Regions from separate parts of the Mus musculus genome. Here region 1 is linked to region 2. A link is a loop called in an ENCODE intact Hi-C map of the cell type or tissue named here. Cell type or tissue: left cerebral cortex. All regions are shown on one strand. Links, peaks and the distances in the headings refer to the core of each region. The heading gives the core; the rest is flanking DNA. Region 1 holds the start of Tcf21 (transcription factor 21). Region 2 holds the start of E030030I06Rik (RIKEN cDNA E030030I06 gene).

Region 1 (9,031 bases), core at 684-8,683, 660 kb after region 2:
GGTTGTAATTCCTTATGAGTGGGGACTGATGAAGGACTTTGGAGTGGGGACAAATGTGGGGACGAATGCTTGAGAATAAGATTGAAGGGTACTAAAAGCTTTGGTTATTCACAGAAACCACAGAAAAGAAAAAAACAACTATAGATGAGATTCATTAGCAAATGATCAGATATGTTTAGAGGGGGTTGCCTCTCAGGGCTGACAGAATGCTGAGAAATGTACACTTCAAAGGCACCAAGCTTATTGTGACCTTACCTGGCACACAGTGTTATAAAGTACTGTGGACCAGGGTTTCCAGGTAATGCTCTCTCAATATGCCTTCGTTTTTCTTGTGGACGATGTGACTGTTAAACACCAAGCTCTGTGTTGCGTTCCCAAATTCTAAATTGAAGTGTAACTATATTTGAGCCAGTCTGACTGGAGGCGCAGCATGGCATTTATTAACAGATGCCCCTGTCTCCAAGAAGCACACCCTTTGAACGCTTCCCTGTGCCTGGCACGATGCTAAGTGCCAGGCGAAGGCAGCAAACCAGGCATGCGCAGTCAGCCCTGCTCTCATGGAGCTAGTAGAGATGGACGCAACAAACGGAGCAGCCCAAACGGAGCAGACAAGTGAGCAGATCACTTCTTCTTGAGGTGATGGTCACCGGAATATGAAGGCAAGGGTGGAATTCACTGTAGACAAGAATGGGAAGGTCTCACAGAAGAGAGGGCTGAGGACATTTCTTCAACGCACTCTCAGTGATTTGGTCCAATTTAAGCATCTCAAACACGTAATAGCCATCTTTGATTTCTTACATAATTAGGGGACATCAATATCATTCTTTCAGGTACTTTTGTGACTGAATTTTCAAATGGCTGGCCAATATTTTTTTTTTCATTTTGAAACAGGATCTCTGTATTGTGCAGCTCTGAACTTGCTATGTAGACCAGACCAGCCTGGCCTCAAACTACAAAGATACAGCTGCTTCTGAGAGTGAAGCACGAACCACCACGCCCAACTCCCACGTTTGTAATATAAAGTCCAGAAACCAGCAGAAACAGGCTGAGTACCTCTCATGAATTTGGTGTCTCCTTACCAGAGCGATTACTGCTCTGCACTTTACAGATGGGCGACTGAAGATCCCGAAAGGTTTAGGATTCTCTCCAAGAACCCAGCTAAAGATTTTTCCCCATTAAAACAGAACAAAATTTACATGGGTAACAAATTACCTTCTTTCTCTACAAGTCAAATTACATTAGGTTTTACTGTAGTGTCTTGAGTTATTTCTATAGTTAGACTATCTTTTAAGCCAATAAGATCCAATACTATTTCCACTGGAGAAAGAAAGAACACAATTTACCTAGTGATGATAATCTTGTCTTCTGTTGATTCTATCTGGTTCCATCACAAACATCTTCCTTAGTTTTTCTTTGTCACAGACTTGTGACGTCTTTAAGGCTTAAGAATAGTTTAATCCCAGAATCATCCTTTTCTCTTTCGTTTCTCTCTTTTGTTCCCCACATTTCTAAGAGTAATGATTTCTTTTTGAATCAATACTTAATGAGATCTCCGGCCCTAGGCTAGGTGCTGGGTACAAAACCAAATCAGGTATTCTAACTCTGCTGTGGTAAAAGGTGCTTCTCACTGTCTCCTCTCCTCTCCTCTCCTCTCCTCTCCTCTCCTCTCCTCTCCTCTCCTCTCCTCTCCTCTCCTCTCCTCTCCTCTCCTCTCCTCTCCTCTCCTCTCCTCTCCTCTCCTCTCCTCTCCTTGCCTCTCTCCTTCCTTAGCACCATTGCACAGTGAAGGAGGATCCTGGAGCTGATCCGGGGTAGTTAACTAGGGGGCAGGAGGCTGGATTCAGCTTAAGTCTGAAGATCAAAGAACGTGTTGAGCGAGCCGCCAGGAGGAAGCCAAAGGGCTGGAGGGTGCAGCCTTTGGCTCTGACAGTTTCAAATTTGAAAGAAGGTGGAAGGCTAGGAGGCAAATTCTGCTGATCAGCTGGACCCCGCTCTCTCTTGCGTGTACTTTCCTGCAGCAGTAACCCAGAGCCTTCCCTGAACTGAGCTTGCACCAGTTTTCCCAACACCGCTAAAGGAAGCGAAGCGGAGGCTGTGAGGACTTGCAGGCTGGGGACCCAAGCTTCTCTCACATCCCGCTAACTTCCTTAAACCCGAGATGGCCTTTCCCTCTTCCATATCTGCTCCCTCCCCTCTCCCCCGCAGCGCTCATCCCACGCCCACCCTCACCCCTGGCTTCACAGTCCCACTTCCTGAAGCACAGGGCTGCAAGCCCGACTCTTCCTCACCCGAGAGAGGAAGAAATCTGCAGATCTGGGATTAAGTTGTACGAGGTGTGAGCCTACGGTGCCCAGAGTTCTTTCCTTCTTAGGAGTCTAAGGGATCCAGCAATACCTTGGTCTCTAATCTACACAGCCTTTTGATTCATTGATTGATTAATAACTGGAATTTATCTTCTAGGGAACAAGATGAGAGCGCACCTGGTCGGGCCATATCCTTAGTACAGAACCGAACTCATGTTTTCTAAGGGTGAGCAACTCAAGGCTGACAGTTGTGTGCATTTACCCTAGAGTGAGCAGCAAACTAGAGCATTGAACTGGAAGCATACTCTCTCTCTCTCTCTCTCTCTCTCTCTCTCTCTCTCTCTCTCTCTCTCTCTCTCACACACACACACACACACACACACACGCACGCGCACGCGCACGCGCACGCGCACGCGCACACACACACACACACACACACACACACACACACACACACACACAGGCACACTCTCTTTTCCTCTGCCTTAACCTTTAACTCTTTTTGTTTCCTTAATTATGCATTTCAAATCATGGTTCTCAAACTGTCCCCAGACCAGCAGCAGAAACATCACATAGAAACCTGTGACCCCAGACCTCCAGATTCAGTCTCTCCGGAGGAGGATAGGGACTCACAAAAACAGCGTTGGTTTAACAGTCGCCCTGGGTGGTGTTCTCTTAAGGACTGGAGATTATATATATAACCAGTAAATACCCGAGCTCTGTTTATTATTACTTTTTGGAGTAAGTCTTTGATTTGAGAGTGGGCACACCTGCTAAAAGCACACTGAATTGCTTGTAAAAATTTTAAGTCCTACAAGCAATGGGGGGGGGGCGGGGGGAGAAGGGAGATAGAGAAGGAGGGAGGGAGGGAGGGGGAGAGGTGTCATTTGCTGCCACATTATGAGTCTGTGTCTGAGAACTCAGACTTTTGGAAACACCTCATTTTTCTCCTAGGTGGCTATAGTAATTTGGTCATTTGCCTGGTCCTTTTTGAAAGTGCTTTCTCTAGGATACTTTTTATAGCTTAAAGGTCACATGACACTCCTCATTCTCTCCCCTCTCCCCTCCCAGCTCTACTGGCTTGGGACAAAGATAGTCTCTACTCCTTTGCAACCGCATCTTAAATTTTGGCACTGGAACCTAGGCTGGGTACCAGGCAGCCAGGGAGTTGCAAACTTTGGGGAAGAAGTGAGAACAAGAGGAGCAGGGAAGAAGGGGAACATGGGAACACGGTGAGTGTGGGCAGGGTCTGGTGGAGGGGGTTAGTGGCCAGTGATGCTCTGTGGGAGAGGAAGGACAAGGGATGGAGAGAGGGAGTAAGGGATGAGGGATGTTGGGAGAGAAGGAGAGAGAGAGAGAGAGAGAGAGAGAGAGAGAGAGAGAGAGAGAGAGAGAGATGAGGAGGGAGGGAAGGAGAGAGAGAGCGCGCGCTTATTTCTGAAGAAAGTTTCATTTTGTAGGAGTAATTTCACTAAACAGCTTTATGCAAGTTCAGAGAACGGTTTTCTGAAAAAAGTTTCATTTTGTAGGAGTAATTTCAGTAAACAGCTTTATGCAAATTCAGAGAACACCAGAGGGAGGTGGAAATCTATCTGCTTAGAAGAAACACATTTTAGACCATACAAAGGACCATCACCACCGCTGCTAAAAACACACCCTCTGTTTGGGTGTAGTCACCTGCCAACTCATTCAAGTACTGGATATTTATTTGCTGGATCTGGTCTTTCACAAAGAGGTCACACATATTATAATTTCATTGAGCGGGATTAAAGCTTGGACAGCAACTGGGGGAAACACAAACCCAACTCTTACTAATGTTATCATTATTTTTTTCTTGTAAGGATGAGAAAGCTGGATCTGGCCCTCTGAGAAAACAGCCCCGTGTGGAGCCAGGACTTTGGTTTCTCATGACCTTTCTCCTCAAGCCGAGGCTTCAGATTATAACTAGGATGAACAAAGACTTTAAAATCGTGTATGTCTCCTGTTTATGGAGAAAAAGCTTCTATGGGGCCACCCGCGCAGAGTGCGCAAAACGTCAAGAATTTACTTGGCTGGTAAAAACGTGACTAGAAACTTGGGAATTTTCCTGGGCTAACCGCAGCCTGACTTCTGGTGGTAACACTAACCTTCCTTCCTCTGCCAGAATCCCTGGGTCCGTCTGGCGAGGGCCCCATCTCTTAGGTGGAAGGGAAGGCAGGTGAGCGTATGAGCAGGTGTCACCACCTAGAGTTTGAACTGAACTCTTGAAAGTCAAGTTGGGATAGGTCTGAGGCGTCGCCAGACGCCTTGAAATATCATCCAGTGAAAGTGTGCAAACGACACAGATGAAGAGTCACTGGACAGCGGAGTTTGCACCTGGGGCTCGGTGGCTTCTCAGCTGTGACAAACCCCTGGAATAGGTGTTTCCCGGAAGATCTCACGAAGGCTCCGCCCCGCGTGGTCCTTACGTGGGCTGGAGTCCTGAGTAGAACTTATCCTAACCAGGTACCAAAAGCAGCTAAGAAGTAATGGGGGGGGGGGAGGGGGTAAGGGGTGTCTAAAAGCGAAGCGGAAGTTTCAAGGCCTCTAAGAGGGATAACAGTATAAATAACCGAGGGCGTCTTGTAAACACTGCGGTCATAACCCCGAACATTAAACAGCCGCGGTGGCATCTGGCACATCGCCGCGGCGGGCTGCGCTGGGGCAGAGGCAGCAGGGTCCCAGGCTCCTCTGCCTAGCCTCTCTGTTTATCTCAACTTAATCTTCCCCTATGTGCTGTTCCGCAGTCTGGAAGATGTTTAAGTTACTACCCAGCCCGCGGGAAATCTTGGCGGGAGCTTAACGAAAGGGGTAACCGCACCGAAAAGCAGGCAAGAACGGTTACTGTTGCAATTAATTAATTAATTGCCAGTCAGTAACAAGCAAAATATCTTGCTGCATTTGAAATTCACATGAGAGCTTCAATCTCTTCTTCACTGGATTGCAAGCAGCGTTTGGGTCTGTTTTTAAAATCACAGAAAACACACGGAAAGTTATAAAACTCTCATAGTTTACTATCAGGATCCTCAGAACAAGCACACTGTAAAACAGTGGAGAGTCAAATTTTCTTTTTCTTCGTTGTCCTCGGGTCTGTGTGACTGGATAACTGTAATCCTGTTCATTCTCTATTTACAGTTATAATATCTTTAGTGGGCTTAAAATAACTGGGATGAACAAAACAAGTTTTCAGTAGGAAACATGACTTGTCTTTTCCTAGTTGGAATCAGAGTTAATCTTTTTTCTAGGATCTTGGGCTAAATGTTAAAAAAAACTACCTTTTAATCATGAAATGTCCCCATGGATTCCAATGTTCTTCACAAAATTTTAAAAAAGAAATCACACCAATGTCCAGGCTTTTTTTTTTTTTTTTCAATATAAAGAAAGATTTATTTTCGGAAGTAGCAAAACCTGTTTGAAAAAAATATATTTCTTCGAGTGACTTATTTTATAAATGTGACTGTCAAAGTCAGCTATTCTATGATCTACATTTTACAACATATTGTACAAAAGATACACATTGATAGGCTCTTCTTATCTATTTATATATAATATATATATATAATTACATATTGCACTTGGACCAGCCAGGCTTGCAGTCATTCATGGCAGAAGTTAATCAAGTTAAATAGATGAGAATCGGTAAGTACAGTTGGTCTCCTTTGGTTTGGAAACGAATCTCCTCGTCGCAGTTAAGTGTTCTTGCGGGGTGGGATAGGGAGAGGAGCGATGCAAGGCACCAGCAGAGGCAGGGAGGGAAGGGCAGGGGTCGTCACCCTTGCCGGCCCACTGCCCCCAGAGCTCACGGTTCCCAGACTCGCACCTCCAAGGTCAGGATGCTGTAGTTCCACACAAGCGGTTGGCGGTCACCACTTCCTTCAGGTCATTCTCTGGTTTGCCGGCCACCATAAAGGGCCACGTCTGCAAGAGAGAAAAGGGTGGAGAGGGTGAGTAGACATGGGGAGGCGGCGCAGTGCGCAGGCAGGCTAGGACCAGAGAGGCCACGGGTCTGTCGCTTCCTAGGTGTATTAATGCCAGGCAGGGTAATGCAAACAACCCCAGGAGGTGGTGGTGGTGGTGGTGGTGTGGAGGTGGAGGTGGAGGTGGGGGTGGGTGGTGGAGGTGGGAGGTGGAACAAGGGCAAAACAGGTCTCCTGGGTTCTAACTGGAACCCCGAAACAAGCCCAGACTCAGCTCTGAGGCAGATGTTCCAGGAGTTCTAGCAGGGCGGGTGGGAGGACCCTGGCCCCAACTACTCAACTGCAGATCTGTGGAGGCTCTGGTCTAGCATCCTGGCCTTTATTGACTTCCATTGATCTCCCAGTGCAATCCTAGCTATGGCCACAATTTTAAGTTAGTAGTAACCCCCGAAGGGGGTGTGCACTTATAAAAGACACAGGCACATTTTATTTGAGATCCTCCTACTAGCGAGGAAGCAAAACTGTCTCTTCCCTTTCTTTCTTCTTCCTTTTTCTGGACTGTTATAAAAAAAGTACATTCAAGTTTTTTTTTTTTTAATATTTAAAGATGAAGGTAGCAGCAATTATAAATGTTCTAATTGATAATCTCATTCTAGTTTTAGATTGTAAAAAAAAAAACACTACCCATCACAACAACAACAACAACAACAACAACAACAACAACCAAACCTTGTTATTTGGAAGGAAAATATTTTTCCTGGCGAAAAGTGTTTTAGTATCCCCTCCCCCAATTCCTGAGACAAGCTGAGTGAGAATACAATTCAAGCCTCTTTGTAAGTGCTGGCCAGAGGGATATCTAATCCTTATCATATGTAAACAAAAGTCCTCGTAAGGTGGTGGTATTCTTTGGAGCCTGCACGTTTTAAAATGAAATCAAACGAAAGAGGGAGTTAAAAACCACCTTAAACAGTAAAATACCTCTGAGAAAGTCGATTCAGGAACCAGCACTTGCTTTTCAAAAATTAGGCTCATTCATTGTGACTGGTAGTAGAACCCATGGCTGTTATTTTGTCCAGTACTAGGACCTGAGCGGATTTACTGATTGCGTTGACAGTGGCTGGAATTTCTGGGATTTAAAATGGTAATCTACTTAGCCAAACACAGAATATTTAAGTAGCTGGGGGGGGGGGGGATTTGCATAGACAGTTATGGAGGTGGAAGAACATAAATATGTCTGCATTTAATAGCCCTAAATATACCAGCGGAAAGAACTGACTTAGGTGCTTATAAGAATCGGAGGGGGAACTCAAGTTTGCTCTTAGCCAAAAGAGACAAAGTAAGATAGGTCTTCTGGGTGCCCAGCGTCTGCTCAGTTTCACGACAGAGGAAATGGCACCCTGCGCGGGGATCCCTGGTCTTTGCCAACTGAATACCCTCGGAAATCCCTTAATGGGGTGCCACGTCAAACCCTAGCACAAATCACTCGCGGGCTCGGGGCGCTTGGTGCAGAGAGCCAGGGCGCTGCGTGGAGCCCGCGCGGAGGTTCCCAGAGATGCTAGGGCGGCGATTTAACGAGTCACGCTCTCGCCCGCGTCCCCAGGCCCAGCCAGAGGCGCGGGAGGACTCACCAGGTTGACTGGGTGAATGTAACCGTTCTCGTACTTGTCGTTGGCCAGGATCTGCCTTAAGTGAGCGATGTAGCTGGACGCCAGCCTGAGAGTGTCCAGCTTGGAGAGCTTGGTGTCCGGGGGCACCCAGGGCAGGGTGGTCTTGAGCCTGGAGAAGGCCTTGCTCAGCACCCGCATGCGGGCCCGCTCACGAGCATTGGCCGCGTTGCGCTGGACCTGCTTGCCCTCCTGGCTGACCCCGCTGAGCGGGCTTTTCTTAGTGGGCGCCTTCCTCCTCTTGCCTAGGCCACCGCGACCCTTCTGTGGAGACCCGTTCTCGCAGTTGGAGCCCTCCTCGGTGCTCTCGTTGGAAGTTCCAAACTCCTTGTTGGAGTCCACTTTCAGGGAGTCACAGTCCAGCATCTCCACCTCTTGAAGGTCTTCTACATCGCTGAGGGAGCCAGTGGACATGTTTAGAGAGGTGGAGGGAGGGAGGGAGAGAGAGACGCTGAAACGGAAACGAAAGGGTCTCAAAAGTTTGGAGCTGCCACTTCGTGTGTTGGGTTTGAGGTGGGATCTGGCAGTCCCGTCCCCCAGCTTTCCCTTTACAGAGTCGTGGAAAACGATCACAAGGGATCCCGCGACAGGGAAACCAGTGCTCTATCTCCCCACCACTGGAGTCCTGGCCTTAACGGAGAGTGAAAGAGCGCCGAGGAATTTGGTGGACACTAAGAATTTATCTGGGGAATAGAGAGGCGGATCCATGCAGCCCAGGGGAGGGGCCTGCTAGGCCCAACAGACTTCCCAGACCCCTTTCACAAGCACAGGAGACTTCACGCTCAGACCTGGTTTCCAGCAACCGATTGCAACATGCCTGTACCGGATTCCTTCTTCCTCTCAAGTCAAGGAGTAACTTAGAACCATTGCCGAGACTCATCTCCTAAGGCCCCTTTCCTTTGAGGGAATCCCAACTGATTGCTCTGAGAACTCAGAGAAAGGGCCAGACCCTTTGCTCTAAGTGGCCTTTCCCCCTAAAACATCTCACAGTCACTCTTCCTCCCAAGAAATAACAATCAAAACCCTGCAGCCCTTAGTTAATACCGGCTAAGACCACAGGGCTTTACCAAGACTGCATTACCGTGCACTGGCTAACACAGAAGTCATAGGTCCTATTTGTCCGGACGAG
Region 2 (9,031 bases), core at 337-8,336:
TTGGGGTTGTCTGGTTTTGTCCCTAAAAGACACCCAAAGCCCCCAGACCCCTTGGGGCACGCAGAGCGGTGTGGGAGGGGGAGGGGAGCCACCGCAGGTCTCTTTTTCTGCCTGTCTAGCAGGGTCACCGGTTTTATCTGAGGAAACTCAACTCTTAACTTTAGTTGGGCAACCAGCCGCCCCTTGCCCAGCACATTCCCGGACCCCATAGCCAGGGCTCCAGGCTCACCTGACCACGTAGGGTTGCTCTAAGGTCTCCAGGTGCCTCAGCACCGCCACCTCACGGACGGTGGAGAGCCGCAAGTCCTCCTCACTGGTCTGTACTCGCTGGCGCTTCGGAATCAGGAAGCGGCCGCCATTCTTCAGGTCGGGGGCCTTCGCCGATCTCTGCCAAGCACTCGTACTCTGATCGGCGCCACCCAGGCTGTCCTTCTCCTTGCTGGCTGCAGGCTGTCGGTGCGGCACAGAGGAACCGGGGTGCGTACTCTCTGACTTACACGCCTCGGGGGCCCCCGGGCTAGACGGACCGACCTTCTCGCCCGCGGGCGCAAGCCGGGCGCAGCCGCGAAACTCCGCCCAGCTGAGTCTCCGCGCCCTGCCGCCGCCGCCGGAGATCCCTCCTCTTCCCCCTCCGCAGCGATTACGTAGTCTGCCCACAATCTCTGCACCTAGGAGGAGGAGACCGGAGGACAAGGAGAAAGTGTGATCAGACTGCCCGGGAGACTTCCATCGGGTTCCACCAGCTCCCCTCATTCTCCCCTCTACTCGCCCTGGCTGCCTAATCCGGCCAGGTTTCTCGGAGAAAAACCAAGTTACTTTTCTTCCCCAGCACGGCTCGTGCTGTCTTTGAAAGGAAGAGGTTGCTGGGGCCCCTTGGGGATGAGCGCCGAGCGGGACGCAGCGGGACAAGAGGGGGCGTGCGGAGCAGCCCAGAGTGTGCCCGGAGTGCGGGGGAGGGGGGCGCCGGGCGCATCAGTGTCACGGCTCAATATTTATACCTATATCGTTGTTCTCAGCTGCCCTCCCTGACTCGTCGCGCGGAGTACGGGGCGACCTGGGGGAGTTCGGAACTGGCGTGAAAGCACCGGGGGTTCACCCATGTGGGGTCGCAGAGCGGGGTTGGGGCTCCTAGGACCCTGTAACCCAATGCTGCGAGTATGCGAGTAGGGGTGGTCAGACATCTGCTCGGAGATTGCTTCCTTTCTACTTTCAGTTTTTCTACAGGGAGACATTTGAAAGAGACTCGCTCTCACAAACGGTCTTTGGGGTATGGCAAGCTTAGCGGGAGACGAAATTCTGCCTCCGAATCGCCGAGGACCTCCCTTGTGGAAACTCAGGGAGGACAGACCATCTGGTAGGGGAGGGCTGGGGCTACTAGAGGTGGGAGAGCAAGGGGCCCTGGAAGGGGAGAAGTGTCCTGCTCCCTTTCCCGCGCGCGCGCGTGCACACACACACACACACACACACACACACAAAGATCGCAAGGGTATGGGAAAGGCAGGTCCGTCACACTTTTGCTTGTCCTGTCCTGAAAAGTAACTTCGGGACTTTGCTAGCTAACCGGGACTGGTCCTTAAGTTTTCAACCCGTGCAAAAGCAACCGCCCTTACGACGGTGGGGGTGGGGGCAGTAAACGTAGGTCTCCCGGGTGTGAGAAGGGTTAGGTCTCCCTTGTATCGCGACTTCAGAACCCCCGCCCGGTATCCTTGGCGGCTGAATGTTGGTAGCCAAGACAGTCGCTCTGTTCTCCAAAGGCTGGAGGCTAGGTCCCAGGCGCGGTCGGGCGTCCCATCCCCGTTCTGTTGTTTAGGGAAGACCGAGTGAGCCTTCCCGTCCCACCGCGGCCTTAGTCTGGTCTGGACCTTGTTCCACTACAGCCGCGTATCCGGAAAGGTCCCCATGCGTTTACCTGCCCCGCACCCCTCCTCCCCCGCTCGCTCTTCCGCCTGGAATTAAAGAACACATGGCGCGACCCCCACTGGGTGCGAGCATAGCACCACCTGGACAAGGCAGGGACACCCCAGGCTCCTTTGAAAGCTTTCCTAAAAAGCTGCATAAAGGACCCTCCAGGCCTCTCCCGGGGGTCGAGGGCCACATAGGTAGCGGGAGCAATGGCCTTGGCGCCCCTGTCCAGCCCAGGCTCCCGGAGGGGGCAGCACACGCACACCCAGACCGGAGCGGCGGTCCCTAGCCCCCTCTCCTCCTCCACTTTTGTTGTTGTTGTTGTTGCTTTACCACGCTGGCTAAATGTGACTTGACCCCATTTCAAAAAAGTTTGACATAGTGCTTCAACCTTTCTGCACTCCTCCGCGACTACAAAGGCTGCAGCCGCCTCCTTCTGCTTTCTGTCTCAGCTCTCTGTCTTAGCACTGAATGAAATCCTTCACGAGCTTCTCCGGAAGCCTTGCCAAAGGGTCCCCACCAGCTCAGCGAGGGGAGGCCTGGGGACCGCGACCCGCTCGTGTGCGCAAAGGCAGATGCGCCCGCACAGATAACGCCCACGTCCACAGGACGAATGCGCCGCGGAGCCCCGTGCTGCTCCTGCCCAGGGTGTGCATTTGAACTGCAAGGCTTTAAATAAGGAAAGTAAACTTGGGGCGTGAAGCAAGAGTGCACGCGTGCGGCTTCAATTCCGGTGGGCTGTGTGCACTACACTCCTTGCTTAACGCGCCTGACGGGTAGCCAGCAGGAAGCCTGGGCGAACATTTTACTCCTTCGTTGGGAAGATGGGGCCCATACCCACACCCCTCGGGAGGCTACAGAGGGAACTTGCACAGGGGAAATAAACGTGGGGGCGCGGAAACACATTCTCCAGCACGGAATCCCACCCAGACGGTGCACGTTCAATTTTAAATGTGACTGTCCAAGTAGAGTCAGTTTGAGGAAGCTGGACAAAAAGTGAACGTATGGGTATTTTACGCACGAAATCTGTTCAAGCTGGCATAGGACCCTGGTGTGGGGTGTCCGCGCTGTGGGAGGTTCCTCTCAAGACCTCTAGCTCCCCCCAGCTGGCCCCCATAACCTACCCAGTCTCAATGTTAACCCAAGGGGATTCCAAGGGGCCACACAGCCCCCTACACCCCGTTACTCTCTCCCACTCCGATCCTCGCCGAGGACCCCCGCGTCTCAGCCTACCCACGCGAGTCCGTGGCCCCTTACCTGCGGAGCAGGGGCGCCGGCCTCCTGCGAAGCTGGAGTGTCTGTCTGCCCCCGCGCGTGTTCGCCCCGCGGAGCAGGTAACTGACTACAGCGGCCCGGGCAAGCGGCGCTCTGCGGGCAGGGGATGGGCACAGCGGCGGAGGGCGGAAGGCGCCGCCCGCGGGGAAGCCAGGGAGGCTCGGGTGCCGCGGGGCGTGGATCTGCGAGCCTCCGGGCTGGAGAACGACCTGGAGGCGAGTGGGCAAATTACAGCCTTCCAAAGCGAGCGAGGCGGGGCCAGGCCCTGGCTGTGCTCCCCCAATGGTCGGCTCAGAACTGGGGGCCCAGAGGGTGGGGGAGAGTTTAATGAAAATTTCTGGTTCTCACTGCAACCACTCTAGTTGGGGAATCTCACGACTGAAAATAAGTGGCGTGAAAGGGATCCAGTGGGATGTGGCATCGGGGGGCTGCAGGGTTTCAACACCTAAGGTCCCCCAGAGTTGGGGTGTTGACAGGGTGAGGGGGTGTCGTGGGTATCAATCTGATGAGGACAGATAAAAATAAAATAAAGCAACAATACTTATGCGGGTTCCGTGGGGTGGTAGATAACATTTTCCTACACGCAAAAACCGGACCTTATTGAGGAGTGGGGTGCGGGGGAAGATGGTTGACAGGATGCCCTGCAGAAAAGAAAATATCAATCTGTCCAAGCGCTTTTCACTTTCAGCCTGAGCTACATTTGTTTTGTTTTCTCTCACTTCCTTTCTGCCTCACAAAGCCCAATCTTTACCTTTTTGGACAGAGGTTTTGGAATAGCCAAGCACACTTGTGGTTAAAGATCTATTTGAAGGGGCTGGCGGGGTCACAATTATTAAGTGGTTAGAAACAGTTGAGGGTTCACCAAGGTATTTCTGGAAAGCTAAAAAGATTCAATTTCAGTATTAAAAACGACTGCAAAATAACAGACACGTGCACACACAAAGAAGAGTGCTTAATTTAAGTGCTTTCCTGGGGACTTTGAAAGTTGAACTTTGGTAAGAATGTCTCTTTTACCTGAGAAAAAATGGATGCAGCTACTTTAGGTGAGAATGAGAATTTTGGTGAAGGGGAGGAAAGGTCTTCAAGTCTTTATACAAGGAGTAAAAGAAAATAGCTGTCTTGAAAATAATTCGATGTTTCCCCAAATCTATATCTGTAGATCTCAAAACTTTTAAACATCTTAAAGTAAGAGAGAGAAAAAAGTACAGGAGGGGCAATTTCTGTACTCTGTAGAAAAATCAACAAAATTCTGTTTAAATTTGAAATATTGCTTGTAAGAATTTTTTTATATTAGACCATGTTACTAATTTCACCATAGTTTTTTTTCCTTTTTAAAATTAATTCTGTTGCAATATGAAGCAAGGTTAAAGGAATAAAAAATGCTATAGAAAACTGTAAACCATTTTTTTACTACAGATGCATTGTAGTAATTTTTTTGACCATCAGTTAAACTTTTATTGGCTCTAAACAAACAAGATTTTGCAAATCTTCATACCCCACAGGCTCAATATAGAAAGGTTACTGTAAAAATCACAGCTGCAGTAAACGGATGCTCACTTCCCTGCTTAAAAGATTTCACTTTTCAAGAAAGAGCTGGTAGGGAGTGGCTATTGTGTGTACTTATCAGGAAAAATACAGTAAAGGCCCCACTGCTCAGTCCAAGATACCTAAAGTGAGCAAAATGAAAAGGCTGTAACTGGATGTCAGTTGACAGATTATCCACTAAATGATCTATTAGCTAATATCTTCGGTACTGCTGTTATACGGGCACTCAAAAGCTTATGTCTGTACGTTGGAACGATTTTCTTTAAAGCAACATTGGTCCAGACTTATGTCAATGTAGTTAGCCATCTTCCTTTGGAGGTGTGTACCAGCCATTTTTCTCATGTATCTGTACAATGGAATTATAGGACTGTTGGGCTCGTGCTAGATTATACTGATTCTTATTTGCTCCAAACTGCACCCGGGCTTTGCCTTTCACTAAGGTGGCATTGATCTGCATGATGACAGATTCTATTGAGTAGGCACTGCTCCAGCCCTGTTTTGTGAGAAGTTCCATACACAGTGCTCCTCCACCCAACACATACCCTCCTGAGAGAACAGGTAACACCACTCTAACAAACGGAGGATCAAATGGAAAATTATCCTTAAAAGAGAAGTTAAGCAAAATATATTCTATGCCTTCTTTTTCTTTTAAGATCTGAAGATCACTGTGCAAAGGACTATCAGAGTCAACCTTGTGTAGTTTGACATGCCAGTCATATAAGCTGTCATTTATTAGCTCCACTGAATAAATCCCTGCCTTGTAGCTCTGTGATCTGTAGACGTCCCTGAGCTCCTTCATCAGTCTGTCTGATGCTTGTACTGACCCAGACACTGCACCATTTAAATGGTCTTGCCATTGAGTCTTCCTGATTTTCTCTAATATTGCCAAATTTTCTTTTTCAATCCCTTCATCCTCTGACTTTTCCCCATTAATAGGTTCTTCTTCCTTCATCTCATAGTGATCCAAGTCTTCTATATCTTCAGCCATCTCCTCCTCTTCCTCTTCTTCTGAAGTTACTTCTTCAGTTGTCCCATTCTGACCCGTGGGTAAGGGTTGATCTAGCATCTCAACATCCAGGTGCTTAGGAAGGTTATATAATCTGCAGAGGTCACATATCAACCACTTCAATTGCTGACGGAGCGAACTGTTGTTCTTAGTATCTTCTAAGCGTTCCAGAACTGATGTCAGATTTGGGTCATCAGAGTCCACAAACCATATTGGTGATGAAGATGGGTAAGATTCCGTGATGTTGCAGTGAAGTGTGAGCGGCGGCGGCGGCGAAAGCGAGCTGCCCGGCGGTGGTGGCGGCTGCGGCACCAGGAACTGGCAGTGCAGCTCGTCCAGCTTCCAGCTGATGATGCGGAATCGCTCGAGGTTCTTGTCGAAGATGGACGCCAGGAACTTCAGCTCGGCCTTAAGCCCTGACGCGGACATCTTCCCCTCATCTCCAGCGGGAGGGGTGAGGAAAGGGAGCCGGGGCCGGGAGCCGCCGTCACGGCCGCGCCCGCCCCGCGGGGCCGGCCCGGGCCGCGCTCTCGCGGCTCCGCCTCTCCCCGCCGCCGCGACCCTCGTCCGAGCGCGGCTGGAAAATGGCGAGGAGCCTGTAGTAATTTTTTTAAATAATAAAATGGAGTAATGATGCGCCTTTAAACTTAACTTATAAAACACATTTTGTGTTTGAGCGCATCTTCTAAAATAAAACCCATTTTCTGAGCAAATTTTATTGATGATTTCAGACATATCACATACACAAAGCAAATTATTAGGTTTTATACTTATAAAAGCATCACTACCAATCACCAGGCTCTTAGCCAAAGATACAAGTGAGAACCTCCCCCATTTTGATGACTGTTCACACTTAGCAATGCTTTTTAAAACAATTTATTTGCTGGTAATTAATATGCTTATCTTATCTAAAAATAATAGTCAATAGCTGCAGGAGCAAGCACATGGTGCCATGCATTCATTTAAGTAAATCATTTATTCAAAAATAGTAAGTGGCAAATAGCTTATAACATAAGTGTTTATTCTAGCTGTGTATTTTTTTTAAATTATAGTGTTAGAAAACAACTGTTGCCAAGCAGATGAGAAATGTCATGGTTTAGATTACAAGATCACTTGAGCAATGTCAAAAACAACCCCCCAAACCAATGAAGCTGACTCTACCAGATTTTACCTCTCTCAGTGTCCTTTTTTTTCTTCTGCTACAACTTACGTTTTATGTTAATTTACCATTGTGTACTTTCCCTGTTTATGGTTCACATTAAGTACCAGCTGGTTAAAAATTCAGACCCAAAGAAGAGTTACAATGGCTTGCATTAACATAATAAACTAGGGGTTGGGGATTTAGCTCAGTGGTAGAGCGCTTGCCTCTGTGGGCAGCAGGCTATCATAACAAAATTTGTTTTATCATAACAAAAGTTTACAAACTGAACCAAAGTCTGACTCCTTTGTTGAATGTCCTTCACATGAAAACACAGCATTCAAGCCTCATGGCTGGACCCAGTGTTTTTATACTTATACTGCCTTTGGATCTCATTGAGAAGCTCCCCAGACAGAAATCTTCAGTGGCCCCTGTACCTCCCCATCTCCTGCCACAGCCACAGAGAGGAATGAAGGGCTATAGGAGACAAGAGGGGACTTTCCCTGCCAGGCCCCCAAAATGTTGTCTGAGGAGGAAGAGTCCAAAACATGGGGAATAAAAGCATACACAAAACATCTATATCACCCTATGTAAGAGCCAGGAAACACCTAACAAGACGGGGAGGAAAGGATGTAAGATCAGGAAGGGCAAATGATGTGAAATACTGTTTTCCAACCCTGACCTTGCTCTTGCTCTGTTGAACTCTCAGGAGCTCTGAGATCTTGCATGATCCCTGCAGACGAGCAGGCCTATCAATCATGTCTTCATGGATTTTGGAGTCTGGCCCATTCAACTTTATTGTGAAGTTTTCTGTAAGAATTTTCCTGTGTTTAATAATATTCAGGCTATATTGTTTTCAGAAATTTATTAGAGGACTAGAAGAAGGCTCAGCAGTGAGAAGCACTTGCTGTTCTTGGAGAGGACTTGGGTTCAGTTTCCTGTACTCTCAATCCTCTGAAGCTCTTTCCAAGCAATCCATGCTGACTTCTGGCCTCTGCAAGCATCAGGTACACGTGTCATGTACACACATAACCAGAGTTAAGATACTCATACACAGTAAAAGTAAAAATTAGTCAATCTTTTAATACCATATTACCATCATATTATTATATTAGTGATTATACATCATAGTTGGTCCTCATTCTAATGTTTTCATATATGTGGACATAAAGTATTTTGATCACATAAGTCTGCAATCACCTGTCCTGCCCACTGCCCACACTCTCTGCCTTTCTTCTTCTCATTTACTTGCCCTCTAATTTCATGGTTGTCTTTTAAATTTCTATGACCCAATGGCTTCATTTGAGGTTATTTATAGAAACATGGATGAAAAGTTATTTGCAAAAACATGGGCTCCTTACTGTGAAAACAGCACTGAAACAATGTCTCTCCAGATCCTGAACCATTAATTAACTTATTAACTAATACAGATGGATTCTCAGGGATTGACGAGTCTCATATGCACTCCAAAAGGTAACACATTTCAAAATGACTGTGGAGTGTAATAGCCAGTTATGATATCATTAGCAGCAATGTACTACGGAGGCTTGGTGATGGGAGTTCACAGGTTCTTCTAACAGAAATGCCACGTTATAGCAATATTTAAAGAGACTGGTAAATATAAGCTATGTGCTGTGTAGTTTCATGTCAACTTGATGTAAGGTAAAATCATATGTGAGGAGAGACCCTTGGTTTTAAAATGCTTCCATAAGATAAGAATGGAAACAAGCCTATAGGGCATTTTCTCTACTACTGTTCAATGTGGAGGGCCCAGCCCCTTATGGTGGTCCTTTTCTATAAGACAGCAGGCTAAGCAAGTCATGAGGAGAAATCTAGTAAGCAGCGCCCACCCATGGTCTTCGCATCAGTTTCTGCCTCCAGATGCTTGCCCTCTTTGAGTCTTGTCCAGACTTCTTTCAAAGGACAAGCAGTGATTTAGAAGTGTAAGCCAAATAAACATTTCCTCCCCAAGTCCCTGCTAGGAGCCATCTAGGAGATGCCAAAAAGTAGCAGGTGATTTTCCTCAGATGGTTCATCCTTGGATTAAAATCTACAGCAGACTTACTCCAGCAGGCAAGTTCCAGCAGGATTTCATTTTAGGAAAGATTCCTTCTATTAATATGCTTTTCTTCTTATTATTAACTATATATAACAATCACTAATCA

Evidence for each region. Peaks named below come from ENCODE experiments on the same cell type or tissue, not always from the same donor. Only the 100,000 strongest peaks of a DNase experiment are listed, where the experiment ranks them.
Region 1: it touches region 2 in a loop (11-fold over the local background); 5 of 42 quality-filtered maps call a loop at or near these places.

The regions. Positions count from the first base shown.
Region 1 is chr10:22,811,588-22,820,618 of GRCm38, forward strand. Tcf21 (transcription factor 21) reads right to left here and starts at 8,556. Exons shown (of 2, transcript NM_011545.2): 1 at 7,867-8,556; 2 at 5,676-6,239. The coding sequence starts at 8,316. The coding sequence ends at 6,150. It overlaps Gm10824 (a long non-coding RNA gene), which reads left to right and starts at 1,794. Exons shown (of 5, transcript XR_380181.3): 1 at 1,794-2,094; 2 at 2,461-2,529; 3 at 3,375-3,535; 4 at 4,145-4,787. In left cerebral cortex, for the core only: no CTCF peak of the experiment used is centred there; no DNase peak of the experiment used is centred there.
Region 2 is chr10:22,148,260-22,157,290 of GRCm38, forward strand. E030030I06Rik (RIKEN cDNA E030030I06 gene) reads right to left here and starts at 1,011. Exons shown (of 2, transcript NM_001254745.1): 1 at 230-1,011. The coding sequence starts at 753. It also overlaps the pseudogene Gm4895. In left cerebral cortex, for the core only: no CTCF peak of the experiment used is centred there; DNase peaks (open chromatin) are centred at 605, 1,153, 2,431, 2,520 and 4 more places; H3K4me3 peaks cover 1,212 bases; H3K27ac peaks cover 177 bases.